Linked DNA regions of Homo sapiens: region 1 is linked to region 2. A link is an interaction called in ENCODE POLR2A ChIA-PET data of the cell type or tissue named here. Cell type or tissue: B cell. All regions are shown on one strand. Links, peaks and the distances in the headings refer to the core of each region. The heading gives the core; the rest is flanking DNA.

Region 1 (2,918 bases), core at 228-2,727, 99 kb before region 2:
CCCTTGGCTAGGAAAGGGAATTCCCTAACCCTTTGCGCTTCCCAGGTGAGGCGATGCCCGCCCTGCTTTGGCTCACACTCTGTGGGCTGCACCCACTGTCCAACCAGTCCCAGTGAGATGAACCCAGTACCTCAGTTGAAAATGCAGAAATCACCCATCTTCTGCTCATGCTGGGAGCTGTAGGCTGGAGCTGTTCCTATTCGGCCATCTTGGAACCATATCCATGTATGTCTTTCTTCTGGCAACTCTGTACTCACATAAAAGCTGCATTTTCAACATGAGATAAAATATTTTGTACAGAGAGGAAGGTTTTCATGACTCCTGGCATAGCTGCAGCTTTAGCTTCTTTTTTTAAACAGTAGTCCTAATGTAGGATTCATTTATCTTGAAGTGGTAGACAACCCCAGCTGCAGACCTCAATCTATGCGTATCAAGTAATTCAACTTTTTCTTGTAATGTCAAGATTTTTCTCAGCTTCTTGAACACTTCCAGCATCACTAGTGGCATTTTGTATGGGCCTCAGGTTGTTACTGAAGGTTTACAGTATTTCACTAAACATAAGGAAAAATACATGAGAACTGCTGGAGATCTTTTTACTGCTATATGCAATTTACTAGAGGGACAAACTGTTCACATGGAGATGCAAAGCATCACACAACATTTTAAGCAGATACTCACCATACTTGGTCTTACTGCAACAGCAACAGAAAGTGTCTATGAAATTATTACAACAGTACAGTATGTACTCCAGTTAATTTTATGCAGTTATGATTTCATACCACATCTTTATTTATGTTTCTCTTGACTGCAAATGGCACAATGTATGGCATGTAAGTGTGTAAGTTTTCATAAATTTTACCTTTTTCTAATTTCTATATATTTTATGGTAGAAGAGATAAAATAGCACCTATTTATAGTTTATACATTCATAACATTTACTTTTTTATATTTCTAGACTATGCAATGCATCCGTGATTATTTTCCAATTGTTGCAAATCTCAAAAAAGTTTTCCAATAATTTTTTTTTTTTAAATCCATATGTGGCTGGGCATGGTGGCTCATGCCTGTAATCCCAGCACTTGGGAAGCTAAGGAGGGTGGATCCCTTGAGTCCACGAGTTCATAAACCATCCTAGGCAACGTGGCAAAACCCTGTCTCTACAGAAAATACAAAAAAATTAGCCAGACATGATGGCACATGCCTGTGGTCCCAGCTACTTGGGAGGCTGAGGTAAGAGGATCACCTGGGCCTGGGAGGTTGAGGCTGCAGTGAGCTATGATTGTGCCACTGCAATCCAGTCTGGGTGACACAGTGAGACCCTGTCTCAAAAAAAAAAAAAAAAAGTAAAAATCCACATATAAGTGGACCCATGTTGTTCAAGGGTTAACTGTACTAGCTTTTGGACTAGTAATAATTTTTAGTCTCTTAAATCATGCAGGAAACAAAGAATGTGGTTACAGATAATTCTTACAAGAATATTAGCTTTAAAAATTGCCCATGTTTTACCTTTGCTGAGATCTTTATTTCTTCATATAGCTTCATGTTATTGTCTAGTGTCCTTTCATTTCAACCTGTAGGACTCCCTCTAGTTTTTTTTTTTGCAGGACAGGTCTAGTGGTCACAAACTCCCTCAACTTCTATTTATCTGGGAATCTCTTTTTTTCAGTTGTTAAATTTTAATCAAAGCTTGTGTATAAGATTACTTTATTCCTGCATCTTCTCAATTGTTTCTTCCTTGTGTTTGACCTTTTCCTTTCCCATTTGGTGAGATTTGGCTTTCCATTCAAGGATCTTTTTGTGGTCTTTGTCTGTTTTTAGCCTAGTGATAACCACCTTGCTGGGGTGAATGCATATGTGGACAGTGGCACCATTAGCCTTTTCCTGCTGCACCCATACAGTGTAGATAACATATTTCTTTTATAAACCTGGACTACTTTGCCAATTTGCTGACCTTTTATAGTGTCCTCATACAACCTGAACTTCATCATCCTTTCGGATGGGCAGGGACCACACGTTGTACTTCTGTCTCAGCTGTTTGGAAAGAGGGGAAGACATCTTTCTGGGAATGTGGGAAGGTGCTTTGAAATGCCTTTTGCAATTCTTCCTTCGGTTGGAAGTCACAAAGGGATTGAACTTTGTTTTGGTTGCTCCCACTTTGGTGATGGCTGCAAAAGCGTTATCTGGGAATCTTTTAATATCTCCCTCACTTTTTTTCCCCCAGTGAAACTTAATTTATTACCCTAAAATGTAAATTACATAACATTTTCACATATCATGAAATATTATTCCTGTTAATTTTTCAACTATTTTAAACTGTACAAATTATTCTTAGCTCATTAGCTGTAGAAAAATGAGTAGCAAGCTGAATTTGGCTCAAGGGCTGCAGTTTGTTGACTCATGAGTTTATTTTTCATTTTTAATTTTTTTAAAATTATACTTTAAGTTCTAGGGTACATGTGCACAGCGTGCAGGTTTGTTACATATGTATACATGTGCCATGTTGGTGTGCTGCACCAATTAACTCGTCATTTACATTAGGTATATCTCCTAATGCTATCCCTTCCCCCTCCCCCCACCCCACAACAGGCCCCGGTGTGTGATGTTCCCCTTCCTGTGTCCAGGTGTTCTCATTGTTTTATCAGAGACTAGGATTGCAACCCCAGCCTTTTTTTGTTTTCCATTTGCTTGGTAGATCTTCCTCCATCCCTTTATTTTGAGCCTTTGTGTGTCTCTGCACGTGAGATGGGTCTCCTGAATACAGCACACTGATGGGTCTTGACTCTTTATGCAATTTGCCAGTCTGTGTGTTTTAATTGGAGCATTTAGCCCATTTACATTTAAGGTTAATATTGTTATGTGTGAATTTGATCCTGTCATTATGTTGTTAGCTGGTTATTTTGCTCGTTAGTTGATGCAGT
Region 2 (2,881 bases), core at 1-2,500:
CCCTCTACTTGTACCCCAGGAGCCACTTGCTGGCCCAATCCTGCCTCTTACTCCATCATGGAAGGTTCTTTGGTTTCCAGGATATGGTCCGTTAGAATCCAGGGCATGGACATCTCGATGGGGAACTGGATTCGTCGGCCCATGGTTAACTCCAGGAAGAATTCTCGGAACCAGAGCTGGGAGAGGTCACAACACTGCTGCAGGGCTTCTGAAAGCATAAGGGAACGAGCCTTTGGTTACTTTTAGAACTAAAAGACCTTAGTTCTCATTGTTTTTATTAATTTTCATTGTTATTGTCACTGTGTTAGGTATGTAGCAGGTACTAATATTGATTAGTAGATCCTGCTCTCTTTTACTTAAAGGCAAGCCTAACATCTACTGCCTCTCAAGCATTTGTTAAGCTTGAGAGGCAGTGGTTGTGGGCTGGTGGGGGAGAAGAGGAGGCAGTGATGTTTTAGAGCTTTAGATGCCCCTATAGTTCCCATCCCTCTCCTACAAAGCCATCACTCTCCTACAAAACCTGCAACCTAAGCATGAAAAGTACGCTCGTGGCCGGGCGCAGAGGCTCATGCCTATAATACCAGCACTTTGGGAGGCTGAGGCAGGCAGATCACTTGAGGTCAGGAGTTTGAGCCCAGCCTGGCCAACATGGCGAAACCCCGTCTCTACTAAAAATACCAAAAAATAATAATAATAATAAATTAAAAAAATAAATAATTAGCCGGGCACAGTGGTGCATGTCTGTAATCCCAGCTACTCGGGAGGCTGAAGCAGAAGGATTCTTTGAACCTGGGTGGCAGAGGTTGCGGTGAGCTGAGATCACACGACTGCACTCCAGCCTGAACCTGGGAAGCGGAGGTTGCGGTGAGCTGAGATAGTGCCACTGCACTCCAACCTGGGCAACAGAGCAAGACTCCGTCTCAAAAAAAAAAAAAAAAGTGTGTTCATTATACAAACACAGTGTCAAGACAGGCCCCCGAGTGCCCACTTTCAACTGGATTGTGGCTCCTTGACTCCTCGCGTGTGATAATTGCCAGATCCCATACAGTTTAGAGACCTTGAAGGCCCTTCCCGGGCTACTCTCTAATGGAGAAGTTTGTACTGTTTGTTACAATCACTCTTGTCAATGCCAGCAGACATATGAAGACTCATGTTCCTGAGATACTACTCTTCCTCTGCTCTGGACATACATCTTACTAAAAGGAGAGGAAGTGTGAAGAACACAGGACTGGGATGCAGCTCGAGAGCCTCCCCTGCTGGCAGCAGCAAGTACTAATTAGCGCTTGGTTGCGGCTGAGTAGCAAAAGTCTAGCATCCGTGTGTCTGTATGTACGTATTCTTGTTTTTGATCCCGCTCTACTAAGGACTTTATGACAAATTAGCCACAAGTATCTCCTGGACAAATTTAGCTAAGTCAGAACAGCTGAGTTGAACCTGGCCTTTCCTAGCTCCAAAAGCCCACTGGAAAGTGTATGTGTTTTTTCCTTGGTGGTGATATGTGCCCCTTAGGGTCAACGGTCACGTCCCTTTGCAATGCCTGGCTTGGTGGTCTTAGCGGCTCTGAGAGCCCTCATCCCCTCCTCCCATGCCTTAGCAGGGATGGGATGCAGCTCACCACTGATGTTGAGCAGATGTGTGAAGAAGAAGGACTGTTTGTGAAAGTCCTCTATGGCGAGGACAATGGGTCCATCCAGGCTGCTCCTCAGGGTCTTCTTGGAGCCGCTTTTGTCTGCAATGAGTGATTCAAGCATGGTCCGCACCATGTACAGCTTGAAAAAGAAAGCAAGATGAGAAGGTCAGAAGCTGGCCCTCTACCCCGGGGAAAAAGGTTGCTTCATGTTGTATTTATGTATTTTTTTTTTTCTGCAGATGTCTGCTCTTAAAAAGCACTGTCCTAAGGAAGCACCAGTTTAAGGTTTGAGAAATAAATGTGGAACTGTGAAAACCTTCATGGCCAACCCGGGCCCCGTGGCATCCCTGGGCCAGTGGACCTGGCCACACCAGGTAGCTCCCTGCTCTGCTTGGCCAAGGGCGTGTATATCAGAGGAGAACCTCATTACGTGTCACCCTGGAGTCACTCCCTGCTTTCCCAGAGGGCCACAGATGCCATGGGTGGAGCACTGGACTGGGAGTCAAAAGACCGGGGTTCAAGGCCAGGCACTGCTGCTGATTTGCTGTGTGACCTTAGGCAACAAAGCCCCCACTCTGGGCCTCAGTTGTCTCATGTAACATGAGGGGGTTGGACCAGATGCCTTCTCACACCAGTCCCTTTCAGCACTAACATTCTGAGGAACTGAGAAATGGGATAAGATCAGAACGAACCCCCTCCCACACCTGTTCCTGACCCTCAGCGTTTTGACCCCATGGCTGAGCGATGGCGCCCCCTTGGTGGCATCAGCTGCACTGCACAGCCTGCTGAAGTTCAGGGTGGAAGGCGGGTTAACATTGGTACTTACACAGGAGGCTACTAGACAATTAACTCCCGCTTACAGGGTGCCTTAAGTGCAAAGGATGCAAGTGCGGTGGGGTGGTTCTCTTTGCTAATCTAGATCTCTCCACATCATTTGTCTGTGAATCTTAGGGCTGGAAGGGGCCTTGAGGAGCCAGGCTAGTCCATTCCTGCTGCCTCCTCGAGAAGGGTACCCAAACCAACCCAGCCAGGCGGTGTGATACCAGGGATCGGCAGCCTCTTCGGCCCTGTGTGCCACCAGTGGGGTGAAACAAAGCCCTCGGGGACCACTGGCAGGCCTAAGACATAGATAGGAGAGAAGGAAGAGGGAATGGGAGGGCAGGAGAGACAGGGAAGAGGGAGAGAGAGAAAGAGAGAGAGAGAGAGAAAAGCAAGAGGTATTGTATACGGTGGGAAAGCCGCCGCGACTGC

Evidence for each region. ChIA-PET counts read pairs that join two places held together with the same protein. Peaks named below come from ENCODE experiments on the same cell type or tissue, not always from the same donor. Only the 100,000 strongest peaks of a DNase experiment are listed, where the experiment ranks them.
Region 1: POLR2A ChIA-PET joins it to region 2 with 6 read pairs; 3 of 35 experiments call an interaction of 5 or more read pairs at or near these places.

Annotation. Positions count from the first base shown.
Region 1 is chr5:157,421,660-157,424,577 of GRCh38, reverse strand. The region is part of intron 1 of NIPAL4-DT (NIPAL4 divergent transcript); the gene reads left to right. It also overlaps the pseudogene RPL26P18. Among named protein-coding and RNA genes, the nearest start is that of NIPAL4-DT, 37 kb to the left of the region's middle. In B cell, for the core only: no CTCF peak of the experiment used is centred there; no DNase peak of the experiment used is centred there.
Region 2 is chr5:157,322,809-157,325,689 of GRCh38, reverse strand. CYFIP2 (cytoplasmic FMR1 interacting protein 2) reads right to left here. Exons shown (of 31, transcript NM_001037333.3): 16 at 1,616-1,769; 17 at 52-208. Among named protein-coding and RNA genes, the nearest start is that of FNDC9, 21 kb to the left of the region's middle. In B cell, for the core only: CTCF peaks have their summits at 1,268 and 2,383; a DNase peak (open chromatin) is centred at 1,272.